2 separate regions of the Homo sapiens genome follow, and region 2 is linked to region 1. Evidence: read pairs that join two places in POLR2A ChIA-PET (ENCODE). Cell type or tissue: CD4-positive, alpha-beta T cell. All regions are shown on one strand. Each heading gives the region's core, and the rest is flanking DNA. Links, peaks and the distances in the headings are about the cores only. Region 1 holds the start of TNS2 (tensin 2). Region 2 has its middle 7.8 kb from the start of KRT18.

What was found. ChIA-PET counts read pairs that join two places held together with the same protein. Peaks named below come from ENCODE experiments on the same cell type or tissue, not always from the same donor. Only the 100,000 strongest peaks of a DNase experiment are listed, where the experiment ranks them.
Region 2: POLR2A ChIA-PET joins it to region 1 with 11 read pairs; 7 of 35 experiments call an interaction of 5 or more read pairs at or near these places.

The regions. Positions count from the first base shown.
Region 1 is chr12:53,042,869-53,051,892 of GRCh38, reverse strand. It overlaps TNS2 (tensin 2), which reads right to left and starts at 1,828. Exons shown (of 29, transcript NM_170754.4): 1 at 1,633-1,828; 2 at 1-38. The coding sequence starts at 1,707. It overlaps TNS2-AS1 (TNS2 antisense RNA 1), which reads left to right. Exons shown (of 4, transcript NR_033854.1): 3 at 5,832-5,932; 4 at 6,240-8,704. RefSeq lists enhancers at 2,824-3,667, 3,668-4,512, 5,210-5,259, 5,340-5,529 and silencers at 3,970-4,559, 4,630-4,699. In CD4-positive, alpha-beta T cell, for the core only: no CTCF peak of the experiment used is centred there; DNase peaks (open chromatin) are centred at 1,833, 3,328, 3,532 and 4,352; H3K4me3 peaks cover 1,463 bases; H3K27ac peaks cover 1,618 bases.
Region 2 is chr12:52,936,779-52,945,802 of GRCh38, reverse strand. It overlaps a transcript of KRT8 not described here. Among named protein-coding and RNA genes, the nearest start is that of KRT18, 7.8 kb to the left of the region's middle. RefSeq lists enhancers at 1-264, 1,454-2,048. In CD4-positive, alpha-beta T cell, for the core only: no CTCF peak of the experiment used is centred there; no DNase peak of the experiment used is centred there.

The DNA of each region.
Region 1 (9,024 bases), core at 546-8,545:
ACCTTCTCCCGGAAGCTATGAGGCTCAGCTTTCCTAGGCTGAAGGTGGAGGGACAAACAGAGGTGTGAGTTCCCAGTGGGCCCATCTCCATCTCCGGGACTGGGCAGGAGCCTTGCCTTAGCACTGCACTGGTTTTCTCCGTCCAGATCAAGCCCTCAAACTTGTAGGACGCACTTGGCCACAGCTGCTTCAGGGCGGTCATGGGGCCTGTCCTCAACTGTGCATGGAATCTGACCCCTTGCGTCACCTTTGCTGGGTCAGCTCCTCCCCAGGGGATCACTTGGGCCCCTCACATGGCCCTGGTGTGTGATGCCCTTGTGGAAAAGCCTCCATGCTCAGGCTTTCCCCCTGGTGTGGTAAGGGTACTCCCTGACTCTTCCCATCTTGTCCTCCCCGCATGGAGACCTGTGTGCAGAGTGAGCAGGGAGGTTCCAAACATATGTGTTGTATGTCAGTCCTGCAGCACCAGACTGAGCCGGCAGGAGTGGCCTCAGCCAGTCCTGCTCCTTTAGCTCCTGCTGTCCCCACGCTCCAGGCAGCTGACATGCCCTCCTCCCCCACGGTCAGAACAACATGTTTACTCATTGTGCACTGAGGCAGCAGACAGCAATTGTGTAATGGGGGTGGTCATGCTGGAGGGAAACAGATAGAAGCCTGTCACTGGGGAGAGATGTTTAGCTGGCTTTGGATGCTGTGAGTTCTCCCCCGACCCCCTGCACCCTGGCACTTGGGATTCACGCATTGAATGAGAAAGGAGTGGACCAGATTCCCTGTTCAGCCCCTCCTGACCCAGAGATGCAGTGAGGCAGGAGCCTGGGATGCCCCCTTATGGCCCAGGCCTATCTCAGTCCCTTCCCCTCCCACTGTGGGTTCTCTCCTCCCATCCTCTGTCTGGGGACAGCTTGTCTCCTTGCCATCTCTCTGTTTTACCCATATTCCCCCTCCTCTGGAGTTCAGACTCCTGCTGTCCTCCTCCCGGGGACCCATCACAGTAGTATCTCAGGTTGTCCTGAGCTGCTGCTTTTGGGGCAAGGCTGGGAAGTTGGGAAAGGGAGTGATGGGGATGTGGGCAGCACCTCTGGTTTCTTGACTGTCCCTGCAACTCTTCTGGGCTGGATCAACTTTGTGGGACCCACTAAGACACTTGGGAGCATGTTGGCATTAGCAGCAGATATGGATGTTGTCAGTGGAAAGCAAACCTCCAGTTCCAAAGCACTCCTGACTCCCTCTCCTCTCTCTTTTTCCACCCTGCCACCCCATTTCCCTCAAACTTCCCTGGGCCAGGGAAGGGGCCTGATGATCTCTGAGCCTGCTGGAGGATACCTGGATAGCGCATGGCAAAGTCCTGCAGTGAGGCACCTGGGGCTTATGTTGGGGGGCCAGGACCTCCTGGGGTTGGCCCAGGCTAGAGCAGGGAAGGTGAGAGGAGCCAAAACAGACAGCAGGACCTACTCTAACCCAAACATCCCCTCACACTACAGCCCTGGCCACTCCGGAGGGGATGCTGGGCCAGGGAAGAAGGCTGAGGAAGCTGAAATTGGGAAGAAGGCCTGGCCTGATTCCTGGTCCCCTCCCCCACTGCCCGCACCTCCACCCCTGCCCCTCTTTTGCCCAGCTGGTGGGCACTCCTACCCTGCTTGCGGCCCGGCTGCTGTCCCTCCTCCCCAGGGCTCTGAGCAGCCTCTCCACAGGGCCGCTGGACTTCATGGTGTTCGGCTGGCTGGGGTGCTGGCCCCAGGGCCTGAACAATGCTGGGGCCTGGCCCGGGGCTTCCTGGAAGCGGCCTGGCGGAGGCAGCCGCTTCCCCTGGGCGGAGGGTAGGCTGTCTGGCTGGTGTGAGGAGAAGCCCGGCCCTGGAAGTGGAGGGAAGTGCAGGCGGGAAGGGGGCAGGTCGCTGCTCCAGGAAGTGGAGGGGGGAGGATGTGGGGGAGGCCAGGAGATCAGATTCCCAGGATCTACCCTGCTGGGAGTGTCAGCCTGTGATCTTTTGCTCCCCCTACTCCCCCAACTCTGGAGTTGTCCCACACCTGGGACACCACACTCTCCAGGGATCTGCAGGGATCCATGGTCTTGAGATTCTGCCCCCACCCCCGGTGGGGCCGGGTGAGAATTCTGGTCTCGGGGCAGGGCTAAAGGGCAAGTGGGGAACAGTGTGTCCCAGCCAGGCTCCAGCCTGAACTCTCAAGCTCTCGAGGGACTTCCGCTGGGGAGGGAGTGGAGCTGGGAACTACTACCAGCAGGCAGGCCCAGGATCCCGAGTGTGTCCTGAGAGTCAGGTAAAAATGGGACTGGGGGCCCCCTTCCTGTCTCAGTTTCACTCGTTATGAAGTAGGAAAAGGAAAGCATGCACCGCCCACCTTTACCCTCAATACACCTTGCAAGGCCAAGTTCCAGCCACAAGACTGCTTTGCTCAGGTTTGGGGAGTAATCCATTCTCCTGCCACAGCCTAAGGCATATGAGGCCCTTCTCCTGAAAGCCCCCAGGTTTCTGCTCCTGACACAGTGCCCCCCACTCACCCATTCCCTGGCTTTGTTTCAGACATGATCTCACAGATCCCTAGCCCTCTTTCCAGCCCTGCAACTTGGGCTCTCTACCCAAGGGCTGCACCCTCCCCCCGCGGCAACCCCGAAGCCTGAGTACTACCTTCATGGCTCTCCTGGGTCTGCTCTCCTTCCTCAGCAGCTGTCCCAGGGCCTGAGGACTGGACAGGAGGTCCCCCCTCCCAACACATACTCCACCCCCATCCATGGGCCTCCGGCCTCCCTCCTGGGAACATGGCCAACTTCCCGTCCTGGGAGTCAAGGGAGGGAGGTGGATGGGGCCTTGAAAAAGGGGGAGTAATCTTCCTAAAAGCTAAGGGGTTAATGGCCTGGGAGTCTTCAGCCCCAAGCTGTGGACAGCAGCCCCTGGGACAGGCTATAGCTGTCACTTGAAAGAATGTGCAAATGTGCCCCTCTCATTTGCATGGTATTTATTGAATGTCCCAGTACTCAGGCAACTCCCCCAGCCCTGGCTTCTCCCACGGAGTCCCTTCTACTTGCTTCCTGCTCCTTCATATCCACCAGGATGGGTTCCCTGGGATGAAGAATCCTGCATTCTCTGGGGTGAGGCCTGCTGTGGGTGCCCACTTGAGACCCTTGCGAGGACCTGACTGGATTGGGCCTAGCCTGACACCTCTCCCTGGAAGCTCCAATTTTCCAGGCCAAGAAATGTGTCCCCAGGATATCCTGGCCAGAAGGTGGCATCTGTGTGGCAGGCCTGGGCTCCCTGCCTGTAACTGGAGAGGAGCACGGGCTCTGTGACCCACCCCCATCCTGCCAGCCTGGCTGTGTCCCAGCACATTCCAGGCCCCCGGCCAGTGTGGGCAACCGGGCCTGGCCTTGTCGAGCCCCCAGCCCTGCTTGGGGGAGATGGGGCAGTGTGACAAGGTGGGCAGTGGGGGTGGCTTTTTTCTGTCCAGTCCCAGCTTCTGCTCCTATGGCACATGGCCCTGACCAGGACTCCTCTACATGCTTCACTCTCCTGCTGCCTCCATAGGGGCTGAAAGTCCCCTCACCTGGAACAGGTCCCCAGACATCCTCTCACCTTCACTGGTCTCACACTCCCCACCCAGACCCAGCAAGGAGGTGCCCAAGCAGTGAGCTCGGTGAGGGGTGGGGTGGTCAGGATCCACTGTGGCTGTGAGTCCCTCCCATCCTGTGGCACTCGCACCTCGGAAGGGAAGCAGGGATGGGATCCCTATGAGCCAGTCCCGAGGGGAAAAGTAGCTCACTTGAGGAGGGCTGGGAAGGCATCACTAGACCCTCTTGGACCCTCACCCTCCTCCCGCCTGTAACATTCCAGAGCCTGTCAACCTCTCCCCCAGCCGGGCCCCCTCTCTCTCCGAAGTCTTGGGTTTGTTTGGAGAAACCCCTCCACCCACACCCCCCTTTCTGGAAATAGCTGTGGTTGGAAGGGAGGCTGGGAGCCCGGCCGCCGCGGAGGAGGGGTAAGGCCCAGGGAAGGAGCGAGGGAGGGCGGCGGCTCTGGGGGTGTTCCCAGAAGGGTCTGGAGGATGGGGGCAGACTGGAGGGGGCCGCAGAGCGGGGCTGGCGAGTCGAATCAGCCTCATCTGTGCCCGCTTACGGCCTCTGTCCCACATGTGAAGCAGGAAAGGAAAACGTTCGCCCGCACCCTGCCAGGCCGGGGCCCGAGCGCCGCTGCCAGCTGCTGCCGGGTCCCGGGCCTGCGTGTGTGGCACGGCGTGCGGCCCCGTGCGCCCCGGGTGCTGGAAGGCGTGGCGGCCTGATCGAGTAGGGCCGCGGCCGCGCCCCGCCCCCTAGTCACTGTCCCGGCCTCCCGCTGCTCCCAGCTCTCCGCGGCCAGCCAGAGCCCCCGGCCCCAGCCCTGGGCCGCGCCCCGCGCCCCGCGCCCTCTCGACCTCCGGCGGCCCCGCGCCCCCTGGCGCCCGCCCCTGGCACTGCCCGCGCGGCCGTGACGCAGAGACCGCCGCCCGCCCAGCGCGGCGCGGCCACTCACCTGCGGGGGGCGCCCGGCCGGGCGGGGGCGCGGCGGGGCGGGGCAGCAGCAGGGGGAGCCGCCGGGCCAGCCCATCCCGCCCGTGCCCGCGCCGAGCGGACGCGGAGGAGGAGGCGGTGGCAGTGGCGGGAGCGGGCGGCCGGGCTCGGCTGGGCTCCCTCCCGCCCCCGCCGCGCCCCGCGCCCGCGCCCGCGCCCGTGGCAGCCCGCTCCTCCTCCTCCTCCCTCCCGGCTCCAATCCCCACGTTCCGCCAGCTCCCCACCCCTCGGCCTCCTCTCCTCCCCACCTTCTCCCGCGAACCCACACTCACAAAGAGCCGAGGGGAGAGAGGGTGCGCAGACGGCCAGCCGGGCCGCGCCAGGGACATACTGGAGACAGGAAGTGGCTGAGAGGGGGAGAGAGTTGGAGAGAGACGGCCGCGGAGGACACGGGGACGGGAAAGTCTGAGAGACGGGGAGAGCCTGACCCGGCGGGACACAGGCAGAAAGAAACACGCGAGCCAGACAGACGCAGAAGAAACGGTGGGCGTAGGTCTAGAAGGGACTAGGAACAAGGGGACAGGGAACTGCCGCGCAGCGTCAGCCTCTTACCCTCCCCACAGGAGTGTGCCTGGGCTTGGGCCTGACCTGAGAGGACCACCCGTGGCTTAGCCTGGTGGTGCTAGCGTCCCCTACCCAGGCGGGCGCCTGAATCAGGTGAAGACACCTGGTGTTACTTTTGGCCCAAGTCATTGGACACCCTTCCCTGGTCCTCTGCCCCACAGGAGACTTCTCCTGGGCTAGTATTCTCAAAGGATTCACAGCTGGGGACCTTTCCGTCAGGCTCAAGCCCCCATCTCCACCCGCAAGCAGCTCCAGCCATCCCATCCACTGCCCTGCTTTATTCATTGAGACGGGAGTCTGTCTCTGTCGCCCAGGCTGGAGTGCAGTGGCGCCATCTCGGCTCACTGCAACCTCTGCCTCCCAGGCTCAAGCGATCCTCCCACCTCAGCCTCCCGAGTAGCTGGGACTACAAGATGGGCGCCGCCACGCCCAGCTAATTTTTTGTAGAGATGGGTTTTCGCCATGTTGCCCAGGCTGGTCTCCAATTCTTGAGCTCAAGCGATTTCCCCTTCTTGGCCTCCCAAAGTGCTGGGATTACAGACGTGAGCCACCGTGCCCGGCCCATTGCCCTATTTTAAAGAGCTGGACCGTCATTCCCAGTTCGCAGGAGACCTCTGAGAAGGTCTTCCTTACATTTAACTTGAGTCCAGCCTTTCCAAATGGAGATGGAAGTTCTTTCTATGGTCTGACCTCATTCCCTTCTTTTGCAGTGCCTGGTACTGGATAGGAACTTCATGGAATGGAGCTAATGGGCCGTAGGGCAGGTTTGAGTCGTGCCACCCTGGAGCAGAAGGTGGAGGGTAGGGATAAGGTAGGGGACATCTTCCTAGAAGTTCTGAACCTGTTGCCATTCCTACATTCCCCCAACGTCCTTTAGCAGTGAGCACTTCCTGAAACTTTCTCCCTCCTTCACCCTCCCTGCTGGATTTTCCATGATGAAAAGGGGCGGGGGGAAGGAAGGTTGGAATTCTGAGAACCCAGTGCCCAGGGCTCAATGCCCAGTGCTTGCCCAAAGTAGCCAGTACCACTGGCTCTAAGGCCTTCTTTCCCTCCCCGTCTCATCTCAACTGGGTCCCTTGTCTTTGGCAAAGGCTGAGAAGTCTGGTTCTCATTTCCAGGGGGTGGAGCACCTGATTCCAATCTTGCCACAGGGAAGAAGAGTCTGTGAAGAAGTGCGTGATGACTGTGTGTCCCCCCCCACCCAGAAATTGGCATTTGGGAGGGGTGGATATGGTTGGGACTGGGGAGCCTTGATCTTACTGCTCTTGGTTGAGTTGGTGTCCAATAGACAGTTTCAGAGGTTAGAGCAGTGGGAGTCACTGGGGACTGGGGACAGGAGAGGTGGGGGTGGGGGAAGCCAGGCGGGAATGAGTAGGGAGGCACTGGGAGGAGGGGAGAGGCAAGAGTTAGGGGAATACCGAGGAAAGTGGCAGGGATTGGAGGCTCCTGGAGAAAGGGCAAGGCTGAAGGTTGTCCCATGTATTTTGGCCAGATTTGATTATGTAATCGAGAATCATGAGATAATTAAGTGTGTTCATGTCTCTGGAGCCTTCAACCAGCTCTTTTAACATCTTGCTCTTCCCAGCATTCCTTAGGGTCTTTGGCTGGGCTCTGGGATGGATGCCATGGGAGTACCTTTACTTAAGCTCTAAAGTTACCAATGGAGAGACTGGGACTCAAAGAGGAACTTGATTGGACCCCAGAGAGGTGAGGGGTAAGGGCTAGAACCTCACACATGCTGGTTTTGCTGCTGCCTGGCAGGCCCATGGGAAGAACTTTAGAGGTTCCAAGGAATTGGAAAAGGGTCACAAGATGGGTGGCCAAACTCCCAGCTCAGGCTTGATTCCTACTCTCAATGTGGGGATAGTGGAGAAGGGGGCTGCAGGAAGGGCTGAGAAAAGCTGAGAATGAGAAGTTATACAGGAGGTAGCTTGGTGGGAGTGAAACAAAAATGAGTGGTTCATGGGCCAGCCAGGCATCCTGATTTCCAGCTCACAGCAGCAGGAGCTTCAGAGAGGAAGAAGGAGAGGAGGAGAAAGCCAGGTTGATGTTAGTAAAGGTCAAACAATTTCAGGAGCACCTCTGACCTCCCTCCACACAGGTTTTCTTACCTTGACTATGCAGAGGGTGGTCCATCTTGGCACTGAAGATGGAACCCCCTCTTCCATGGTCTGGGGTGACCCCATGCCTGTAACTGAATGTGCTCAGATCCTTGGGGTGCGGGGACTGTAGGGGGAGGATTTGAAGGTGTGGGACTGTCCTGGCTGGAGACCACTGGGTCAGGAGAACTCCAGTAGAGGGTTTGGGTGCTGGGAACCAGGAAGAGTGGGGGAAGGGGCAGAGCCAACTCCAGAGGCGGATCTCCTGGCTGAGGACAGAGGGTGTATTGTCCAAGCTGGAGGTTGCTGTAGCTGGGCGGGGAGCAGCTCAGCTCGTCTCTTCCAAATTTCTTTTGGGGGAGGGTAAGGGAAGGCAAGCCCCCCTTTACTTGTGGCCCTGGGGGCTACAATGGTTGCTGAGAAACAAGGCTTATTTGACAAATAATGCTTCCCAGGAGCAGATGTGTAGCTCTCTCACTTCCTGAGAAACCAGATGCTGTGAGCTCGCTTAGCACTTGAGGCGACGCCCTCAGCACGAACTGGGACCCTAGTGCCTTGGGATCCGGAGTATAGTGCTTGATTCTATTGAGAAGAAACGAGGCTAATGTGGACTGGGAGACACACGGGACCTAATCAGCCTCAAGTTAGCCCTTTTGAAGTAGGTTGCTGCACCTGCACTTTCCCCCTACTCGTCCACTAGTTCAAGATTTACAAGACGTTGACAATGAGGGCTGACCAGTCCTGGGTCCACTCCTGCAGCTGGGGGGCTTCTCGGTGGACCCACACTTTTTTTTTGAGACAGGGTCTTGCTCTGTTGCCCAGGCTGGAGTGTAGTGGTGTGATCACAGCTCACTGCAGCCTTGACCTCCTGGGTTCAAGTGATCCTTCCTCCCAAGTAGCTGCAACTATGGGCATACACCACCATACCTGGATAATTTTTCTATTTTTTTGTAGAGACAGGGTCTTGCCATGTTGCCCTGACTAGTCTCAAACTTCTAGGCTCAAGCGATTCTCCTGCCTCATCCTCCCAAAGTGCTGGGATTACAGGTGTGAGCAACCATTGAGACAAGAGTCTCGCTCTGTCACCCAGGCCGGAGTGCAGTGGTGCGATCCCGGTCCACTGCAACCTCCACTTCCCGGGTTCAAGCGATTCTTCTGCCTCAGCCTCCTGAGTAGCTGGGACTACAGGTGTACACCACCATGCCTAGCTAATTTTTGTATTTTTAGTAGAGACGGGGTTTCACCCTATTAGCCAGGCTGGTCTAGAACTCCTGACCACATGATGTGCCCGCCTTGGCCTCCCAAAGTGCTGGGATTACAGCTGTGAGCCATGGCACCTGGCCACACACGTCTTTTTAAATTTAAATGAGGATGTGGCCATATTACAGCCCAGGTTTTCTCTGACTTTAGAGTACCTTTTGGGACATAGGGCCTTCCTCTCTACCCTTTCTGTACACAGCCATCATAAACCTCTTTCAACAAGCCTTTCCTATTTTTATGTTCCTTCTTTCCATCATTTACCTAGACCTCATTATTGCACAGCTGAGAGTGGCTTGAAACAAAGGCTTGGAGAATGTGAGTGAAACTGATTCCTGTGGTGGAGAGGCAGTGAAAAAGCATTACCTTGTAGGTTTCCAGGCAGCCTGGACAATAGGGGCACCTAAACCCACATTGAAAAGCCTTCACATCATCACAGCTGAGTCTCATAGCCTTCAACTTTACCAGTTTTGGAGAACAGAGATAAATGCACTGGCCAGAAACTAGAAGAGCAGCTGCTCCAATTGGCTGGGAAATCATTTAACTG
Region 2 (9,024 bases), core at 297-8,296, 110 kb after region 1:
GAAGCTCCCAGAACAGACACAAAGAGTAATGAGCCTCGGCAGGGGGGAATCCGGAAAGAGGGGAAATGGTTCTCCACCCACCATCAGTCCTGCATTCCAGCGTCCAGCAGAAGGGGAGTGGGAACCTGTGAGGCAGGTTTAACTTCAGAGTAGACTCAGAGATGACCCGATAGGGGTGGGTCAGCTCTTACTGCCCACTCCACATTCTCCCACAAAGGGCTTGAGCTGATGGCTCTGGGGAAACTAGGTGGTGGAGAGATGAGAGGATTAGGGAGGATTGGAAGGCCTGCAGTCCTTCCGCCTTTGCTTTAACATTTAGGCTGGAAATTCCTTGCTCAGCCTGGAGGAGGGAGGTGTTCGGAACAGCAACTGAGGTGTAAGGATGGGGTCTATACACAAAACAGGGAGAGACTGATTCCCATCCTCTTCTTTAAAGACTGAGGGTGACTCCAGTGTGTTGGAGACAGTGAGAAGGCCCTGTGGTGGGGTGGGCTGGAGGGAGGAAGGGATCGCCTGGGAGGCTCCCCTGGGCTCCTTTCAGCTACTCTCAGTGGAGGGTATACCCATGCAGGGGGCCCTCCCACAGGAGAAATCCCAGGGCTGCTGAGTTAAGGGTAGAGCTGTTGAGACAGAGGGAGATCTGGGGTAGAACCCAAAGGAAAAGGAATCTGGGGTGGAATGGGAATCCTCCTGCCCAGCCCTGCATCTGGCACATAGGTGGAGCTCCGTAAATACTTTAGGTTTAAGTAATTAATAAACATGGGGTGCTAGGAGAGGTCAGTGGGGGTCATCAGAAAGTGCAGTCAGGTAGACTGCAGAGAGACAAGAGGTGGGGGCAAGGGTACAAGCTTCAGAGGCAGCTGCGGAGCAGGGGGAGGATGCGGGTGGCAGCTGGGTGCAGGACCCAGTCTGATATCAAGACTTCTGGAATTTCAGCACCCTATTTGGAGTCCCTGGCACTGCCTGTGGAGGTGGGAACGGGTTCTCAGGGCTTGGGCCAGGCCCTCTTCCCCAGGGGTGGGAGAGTCGAGGAATGCCCTGACACTTAGTATCATTGCTTCGGTTGGGTTTGTGCCCTAGGGGTTATTTTCCAAGGATAAAGGAAGAGGAAGGGTCAGCGCTGAGAAGCGTGTGGCTGCCCAGAAACCTCCAGGCGCTGAAGCTCAGAGAAGTCGGGGAACCTGGCCCTTCTAGGAGCCCCTCAGCTCCCTGGCCCAGCCCCACCAGGAATGGCCTTGCCTGTGCTTATGTCCTTTGCCCATTCTGACCCTGGTGCTGTTGGCTTCTCCTCAGGTGCAACCCCAGTATCCCAATGCCATATCCCCCAGCCTATCGCCTCACTCAAATCTGCCCAGAGATTAGGGGAGGGCAAAGGGATGAATAGGGCACTTGGTGTCAAAAGACCTGGATTCGGCCAGGTGGCTCATGCCTGTAATCCCAGCACTTTGAGAGGTTGAGGTGGGAGAATCGCTTATGGCCAGGAATTTGAGACCAGCCTGGGCAGTATAACAAGACCCTGTCTCTATGAAATAATAAAATATTTCAATATTTCACAATATTCCCCACTGCTGGCTTAGTGATCTTGAGCAGCCTTTACTAGCTTGGTCTCTCCTCAGCTGTAGAATGAGAAAAATAGTAATATCCACTTAGAGAGTTTTCATGAGGACCAAATGAGATGACGTGCCTGGAAGAGCTTTGGCAGCTGAGAAGCCAGCTGACCTCCCCTCCTGTCTGCTTTGCCCCATTTGCTCCTTTTCTTCCCAGCCCCCTTGTTCTTTTGCACTTACTACTCTCCAGCCTTCTGCTCCCTGCTCACCACTATTTTTTTCCATCTAACATGGGCTCAGGGCAGGGTGGCTAAGACTGAGTCTTTGAAAAGGGGGGTGAAATGGAAGAACAGAGTGGCCAAGAACCTATCTCCAGATCATCCAGTCAGCCGGCTCTGTCTCTGTCAGCCTCTTTCCTGGCCTAGGCTGGGCAGGTTCTGCCAGCAGTGTTTAGGGAACTATCCTGTGAGCAGCTAGGAGAGCAGGGCTGGAGCTTGGGAGAGGCATGGGGCAGGAGGTATGGATGCCAGGGTCACAGCTAACCTGCGGGGCCTTTACACAAATTGCAGAGAGGGAGCCTCTTCCTTGTTTCCTGGCAGGGTGTGCCTGTACACTGAACACCCTGCACGGCCACGTGCAACGGGCCCACCTGGAGCATCCCCCTCAAGGATTTGGGTGAAACCCAGTTGTGGGTGAGGTGGCCTAAGGGAAAGGATCAGGGAAAAGAAGGAGCAGAGTCAGCACAGAGGGACTTGAGGCAAGAAGAAGAGGAAGAGACAGAGGGAGAAGAGGAGAAAGAGGAGAAGGCCTAGATCTCTAAGTTCCCAGGAAGAGACCAGGAGAGAGGACGTCATGAAAGCCAAGAAGAATGAGGTTCAAGGAAGGGGGGCCCACAGGGCCAGGTGCACAAAAGGATCAGGGAGGCTGAGGACAAAAAGAGCACTTTCAGTAGAGCGATGGAGCCTGGAGCCGGGGTGTGGACTGAGAGGGAGGAGAGAGAGGACCAAGTGGAGGCAAAATGTAGACTTTTCTTTCAAGCAGTTTATCAGCGACGGACAGGAGAAATCGGGAGGCCAAGCGGTTGTTAGGTCGCAGAACTGATGGACGGTTGCCTTAGGATGAGACAGTTTAGTAAAGCTGATCAGTAATTAAACAAGCAATAGCACTAAAGTGTGGTTGGTGCTATGCCTGGGTGAGTCCAGGGAACAATGGAAGCCCAAATCAGTAAACACTAATCCTGCTTGAGATTCTGGGGGAGTGGAGTGACATTTAAGCTGCAACCTGAAAAGTGATATCCTAGTAGGTGGCAGAGCTGGGATGTGTTGTGTGTAACCTCTCTAGGCTCCTTCCTCCCCAATCAGAAGCGTGTGGCAGAGGCAGGAGGACACCGTGGCACATTAGGTGAACTCTGTGTTCTAACCATGAGGCATAAGAAGGTGAGTCAGTGGTCTTGAGATCCCAACAGCAGTTACACAACATGGCTTCATGATGAGACCAGCCACACAAGAAACACTGCGTATCCTGGGGGTGGGAGAGAAAAAATGGTGGGCTTCACTGAGGGATGAGAAGGCAGGAGAGGTGGAAGCTCAGGGACAAAGAAGCCTTAAAACATGGCTGAAAGGGCTGGGCCTTGGGTGGGGAAGCAAAGGCAAACAGAAGAGTTTAGTGGAAAAGGAGGAAGCCCGGGACTGAGGTGGCACGGCAGTTGGAAGCTGCAGAGAAAGCACAGGAGCGTGAGATGGGGAAGGTGAGAGAGAGTATCAGAATCTGGGGTCAGAGCAGCTGGTGATGTCACTTCAGGGTGCTGAAGGCACTGAAAATCATGGGGTTAAGAATCTTTGGGAAAAGAGAGGATGGAGAAACAAGATTTTGGAGTTGGACAGATCTCAGTTTGAATCCCAGCTCTGCTTGTTTCCTTGCTAGGTGACCTTGGTCAAGTTGGGTGCCTAAGTTGGGTGCCCAAGTCGGCGAGCTTCTCTGATCTCCAGCTTCCTTATCGGTTTGTTGCAGAGATTAAGCATGTATGATAGGGCCTGGGGCGGAGCAGGTGCTTGTTAAGTGTGCCTCCTCCTCCTGGAAGAATCATCAACATGGAGCTTTAAGGCTGTCGGTTTAGTTCACTTCCACCAATAGTGACCTGGGAATACAAAGATAAATACAACTAGACAATAATAATCAAGGAGATTATTATTAGAGGGAACAGATCATTGGACAAACAAAATACAGTGTGATTGGTGCTATGACAAGCTCCAGAGGACTGTCAGAGAAAGGAAGAATTCATTAATTCATTAACGCTTTGTAAGGCACCTAATGCCAGCATGGTCTAGGATCTGAGAATACAGCACAGAAAAGCCACAAGGTTGCTGCTTTCATGGAGCTTGCGTTCTACGTGCTGAAGGACTGGGGTCATGGAGAACTTCACGGAGGTCAAATGAATGCTCAGACAGGGCTTCAAAAAGTGAGTAAAAAGCCAGGCACGGTGGCTCACACCTGTAATCCCAGTATTTTGGGAGGCTGAGGCGGGCGGATCACCTGAGGTTGGGAGTTCGAGACCAGCCTGACCAACATGGAGAAACCCTGTCTCTACTAAAAATACAAAATTAGCTGGGCGTGGTGGCACATGCCTGTAATTCCAGCTACTCGGGAGGCTGAGGTAGGAGAATTGCTTGAATCCAGGAGGTGGAGGTTGCGGTGAGCTGAGATCACGCCATTGCACTCCAGCCTGGGTAACAAGAGTGAAACACTGTCTCAAAAAAAAAAAAAAAAAAAAAAAAAAAGAGCAAAAACTTGCTAGAGGAGCCCGGGGGCTAAGGGTAAGATTTCGCAGATAGAACACTTGGCACCGTGGCTTTTTATAGCATCCACCAGAATCCCCTCCTCTGAGACTCAGAACCATATCTCCTGCTGGTGGATATTATCCCTAATTGGAGGTTTCAAGGAAACCTTAAGCTTTTCACATATAAGGCTGAGCCTATGATCTTCCTGCATCTGTGGGTTTTCTTGTTTTAAAACATTTAGATTTATAGACGGGCGTGGTGGCACATGCCTGTAATCCCAGCTACTCGGGAGGCTGAGGCAGGAGATTCGCTTGAACCCAGGAGGCGGAGGTTGTGGTGAGCCAAGATCGCGCCATTGCACTCCAGCCTGGGCAACAAGAGTGAAACTCCATCTCAAAAAAAAAAAAAAAATTAATGTATTGATGCACAATTTGCCTACAGTAGCATTCACCCTTTTTAGGTATACAGTTTGATGGGTTTTGACAAATGGATGCAGCTGTGGAAATGCCACCATAATCAAAATACATAATTTTTATCCCTTCAAAAAGCTCCAGGCTGGGTGTGGTGGCTCACACCTGTAATCCCAGCACTTTGGGAGGGTGAGGCGGGTGGATCACGAGTTCAGAAGTTCAAGACCAACCTGGCCAAGATGGTGAAACCCCATCTCTACTAAAAATACAAAAAAATTAGCGGGGCATGGGGATGGGCGCCTGTAGTCCCAGCTACTCAGGAGGCTGAGGCAAGAGAATTGCTTGAACCTGGGAGGAGGAGGTTGCAGTGAGCTGAGATGGCGCAACTGCACTCCAGCCTGGGCCACAGAGGGAGACTTCGTCTCAAAAAAAAAAAAAAAAAATCCACTGTGTTCTTTTATAGTCAAGTTCATTGCTCACCCCCACACCTCCTCCCCGACACCCCCAGCTATGGTAACCACTGATCTGTTCTCTGTCCTCATAGCTTTTCCCTTTCCATAATGTTGTATAAAATAAACTATAAAGTGTGTAGCTTTTTTGTGTAGCTTTTTACTTTTCTTTTTTTTTTTTTTTTTTGAGACTGAGTCTTGCTCTGTCGCCCAGGCTGGAGTGCAGTGGCATGATCTTGGTTCACTGCAACCTCCACCTCCCAGGTTCAAGCGATTCTCCTGCCTTAGCCTCCCGAGTAGCTGGGACTACAAGCATGAGCTACCACGTCCGGCTAATTTTTTATATTTTTAGTAGAGATGGAGTTTCACCACATTGGCCAGGCTGGTGTCAAACACCTGAGCTTGGTAATCCATCCACCTCGGCCTCCCAAAGTGCTGGGATTACAGGCATGAGCCACCACGCCTGGCCTGGTGTGTAGCTTTTTGTCTCTGGCGTCTTTCACTTAACATGATGCTTCTGTGATTCATCTATGTTATTGCAGGGTATCAGTATTTATCCTTCCTTTTAATGGCAGCATAATATTCCATTGCATAGAGTTACCATAATTTGTTTATCCATTCACCAGTAGATGAATATTTATTTTGTTCTTAGTTTTTTTCTTTACTTTTTCTAACTTTTTTTGGTAGAGATGAGGGTCTCAATATGTTGCCCAGGCTGGTCTTAAATTCCTGGCCTGAGCTCCTGACCCCAAGTGATCCTCCCACCTTGGTCTTCCAAAGTGCTGGGATTACAGGCATGAGGCACAGTGCTCAGCTCCAGTTTTTAGCAATTATGAATAAAGCTGTTTATCTTTGTGTGGATATATGTTTTCTTCCTTTTTTTCTTTTTTTTTTTTGAGAGGGAGTCTCCCCGTCTGTCACTCAGGCTGGAGTTCTATGGCCTGATTTTGGCTCACTGCAACCTCTGCTTCCAGGGTTCAAGTGATTCTCATACTTCAGCCTCCTAAGTAGCTGGAATCGCGGGTATACGCCACCATGCCTGGCTAATTTTTGTATTTTTTAGTAGAGACGGGGTTTTGCCGTGTTGGCCAGGCCGGTCTCAAACTCCTGGGCTCAAGTCATCTGCCTGCCTCAGCCTTAAAGTGCTGGGATTACAGGGGTGATCTCAGCTCACTGCACCTTCCACCTCCCAGGTTCAAGTGATTCTCCTGTCTCAGCCTCCCAAGTAGCTGGGACTAAAGGCGTGTGCCACCACACCAGGCTAATTTTTCTATTTTTACTAGAGACAGTTTCACCATGTTGGCCAGGCTGGTGTCGAACTCCTGACCTCAAGTGATCTGCCCGCCTCAGTCTCCCAAAGTGCTGGGAGTACAGGCGTGAACCACCATGCCTGGCCAAGTTTATTCTTCTAAGAAACTGCCAAAGTAGCTGTACCATTTTGCATGCCCCCAGTAACATGATGCTCTGTATCCTCACCAACACTCTGTACTGTCTGTCCTTTTTTTATTTTTATTTTTTATTTTACTTTTTTTTAAGATACAGGGTCTTGCTCTGTCACCCAGGTTGGAGTATAGTGGTTCTGTCATAGCTTACTATAGCCTGGAACTCCTGTGCCCAAGTGATACTCCTGCCTCATCCTCCTCAGGAGCTAGGACTACAGGCCCATACCACTAAACCTGGCTGGTTTTAAAAATTCATTTGTAGGCCAGGCGCGGTGGCTCACGCCTGTAAGCCCAGCACTTTGGGAGGTCAAGGCGGGAGGATCATGAGGTCAGGAGATCAAGACAATCCTGGTTAACACGGTGAAACCCCGTCTCTACTAAAAACACAAAAAATTAACCGGGACTGGTGGCAGGCACCTGTAGTCCCAGGTCCTCGGGAGGCTGACACAAGAGAACAGCGTGAACCTGGGAGGCAGAGCTTGCAGTGAGCTGAGATCGCACCACTGCACTCCAGCCTCGGCGACAGAGCGAGACTCCGTCTCAAAAAAAAAAAAAATTCTTTTGTAGAGAGGGGAGTCTTCCTTTGTTGCCCAGGCTTGTCTCGAACTATTGGGCTCAGGTGATCCTTCTGCCTCGGCCCCCCAAAATGCTGGGATTACATGCCTGAGCCACTGTGCTTGGCCTGTTATTAAAAAGGAAAAACAAAAGTTAGGCTGGATGTGGAGTCTCACACTAGTAATCACAGCACTTTGGGAGGCCGAGGCAAACGGATCACTTGAGGCCAGGAGTTCAACACCAGTCTGGGCAACACAGCAAAATCCCAGCTCTACTAAAAATACAAAAAATTAGCTGGGCATTGTCCATGCTTGTAATCCCAGCTACTCGGGAGGCCAAGGCACGAGAATCACTTGAACCCAGGAGGCAGAGGTTGCAGTGAGCTAAGGTCATGGCCCTGCACTCCAGCCTGGGCGACAGAGCAAGACCTTATATATAAAAAAAAAAAAAAATATATATATATATATATATATATATATATATATAGCTTTCTAGTGGGTGTGTAATGGTATCTTGTGGTTTTAATGTGTATTTTCCTAATGACTAATGATATTGGGCATCTTTTCATGTGCTTATTTACCATCTGTATCTCTTTATTTTTGGCAACTTTTTTTTTTTTTTTTGAGATGGAGTTTTGTTCTTTTGCCCAGGCTGGAGTGCAATGGCACGATCTCGGCTCACTGCAGCCTCTGCCTCCTGGGCTTAAGCAATTCTCTTGCCTCAGTCTCCCGAGTAGCTGGGACTACAGGTGTGTGCCACCATGCCAGGCTACATTTTTTTGTATTTTTAGTAGAGACAGGGTTTCACCATGTTGGCCAGGCTGGTCTCAAACTCCTGACCTCAGGTGATCCACTTGCCTTGGCCTCCAAAGTGCTGGGATTACAGGCATGAACCACCATGCCCGGCCTGTTTTCTTCTTCTTTTTTTTTTTTTTTGAGACAGAGTTTCACTCCCTCACCCAGGCTGGAGTACAGTGGCGGGATCTTGGTTCACTGCAACATTTGCCTCCCGGATTCAAGTGATTCTTGAGCCTCAGCCTCCAGAGTAGCTGGGATTATAGTCACATGCCACCATGCCTGGCTAATTTTTGTATATTTTGTAGAGACAGGGTTTTGCCATGTTGCCCAGGCTGGTCTCAAACTCCTGAGCTCAAGCAATACTCCCGCCTCAGCCTCCCAAAGTGCTGGGATTACACGCTTGAGCCACTGCACCCTGCCCCATCTGTATCTCTCTCTCTTTTTTTTTTTTTAGAGACCGAGTCTTGTTCTGTTGCCCAGGCTGGATTGTGCAGTGGCACAGTCTCAGCTCACTGCAACCTCTGCCTCCCGAGTTCTAGCAATTCTCCTGCCTCAGCCTCCCAAGTGGCTGGGATTACAGGTGCATGCTGCCACACCAGGCTAGTTTTTTGTATTTCAGTAGAGACAGGGTTTCACGGTGTTGCCCAGGTTGGTCTCAAACTCCTGAGCTCAGGCAGTCCACCCGCCTCAGCCTCCCAAAGTGCTACGATTACAGGTGTGAGCCACCATGCCCGGCCTGTATCTCTTTTTTGATGAAATATCTGTTCAGATCTTTTGCCCATTTAAAAAATTTGGTTGTCTCTTTTTTATTATTGAATGTTGAGAGTTTTGAAAATATGTCTGGATTCAAGTTCTTCTTCATGAAATTTGCAACTATTTTCTCCCAGTCTGTGGCTATCTTTTCATTCTCTTAATGTCTTTTGAAGAGAAGTTCTTAATTGTGACAAAGCCCAGTTTATCAAGTTTTTATTTTATGGATTATGCTTTGATGCTGTATTTAAGAAATCTAGCAGCTGGGCACAGTGCCTCACACCTGTAATCCCAGCA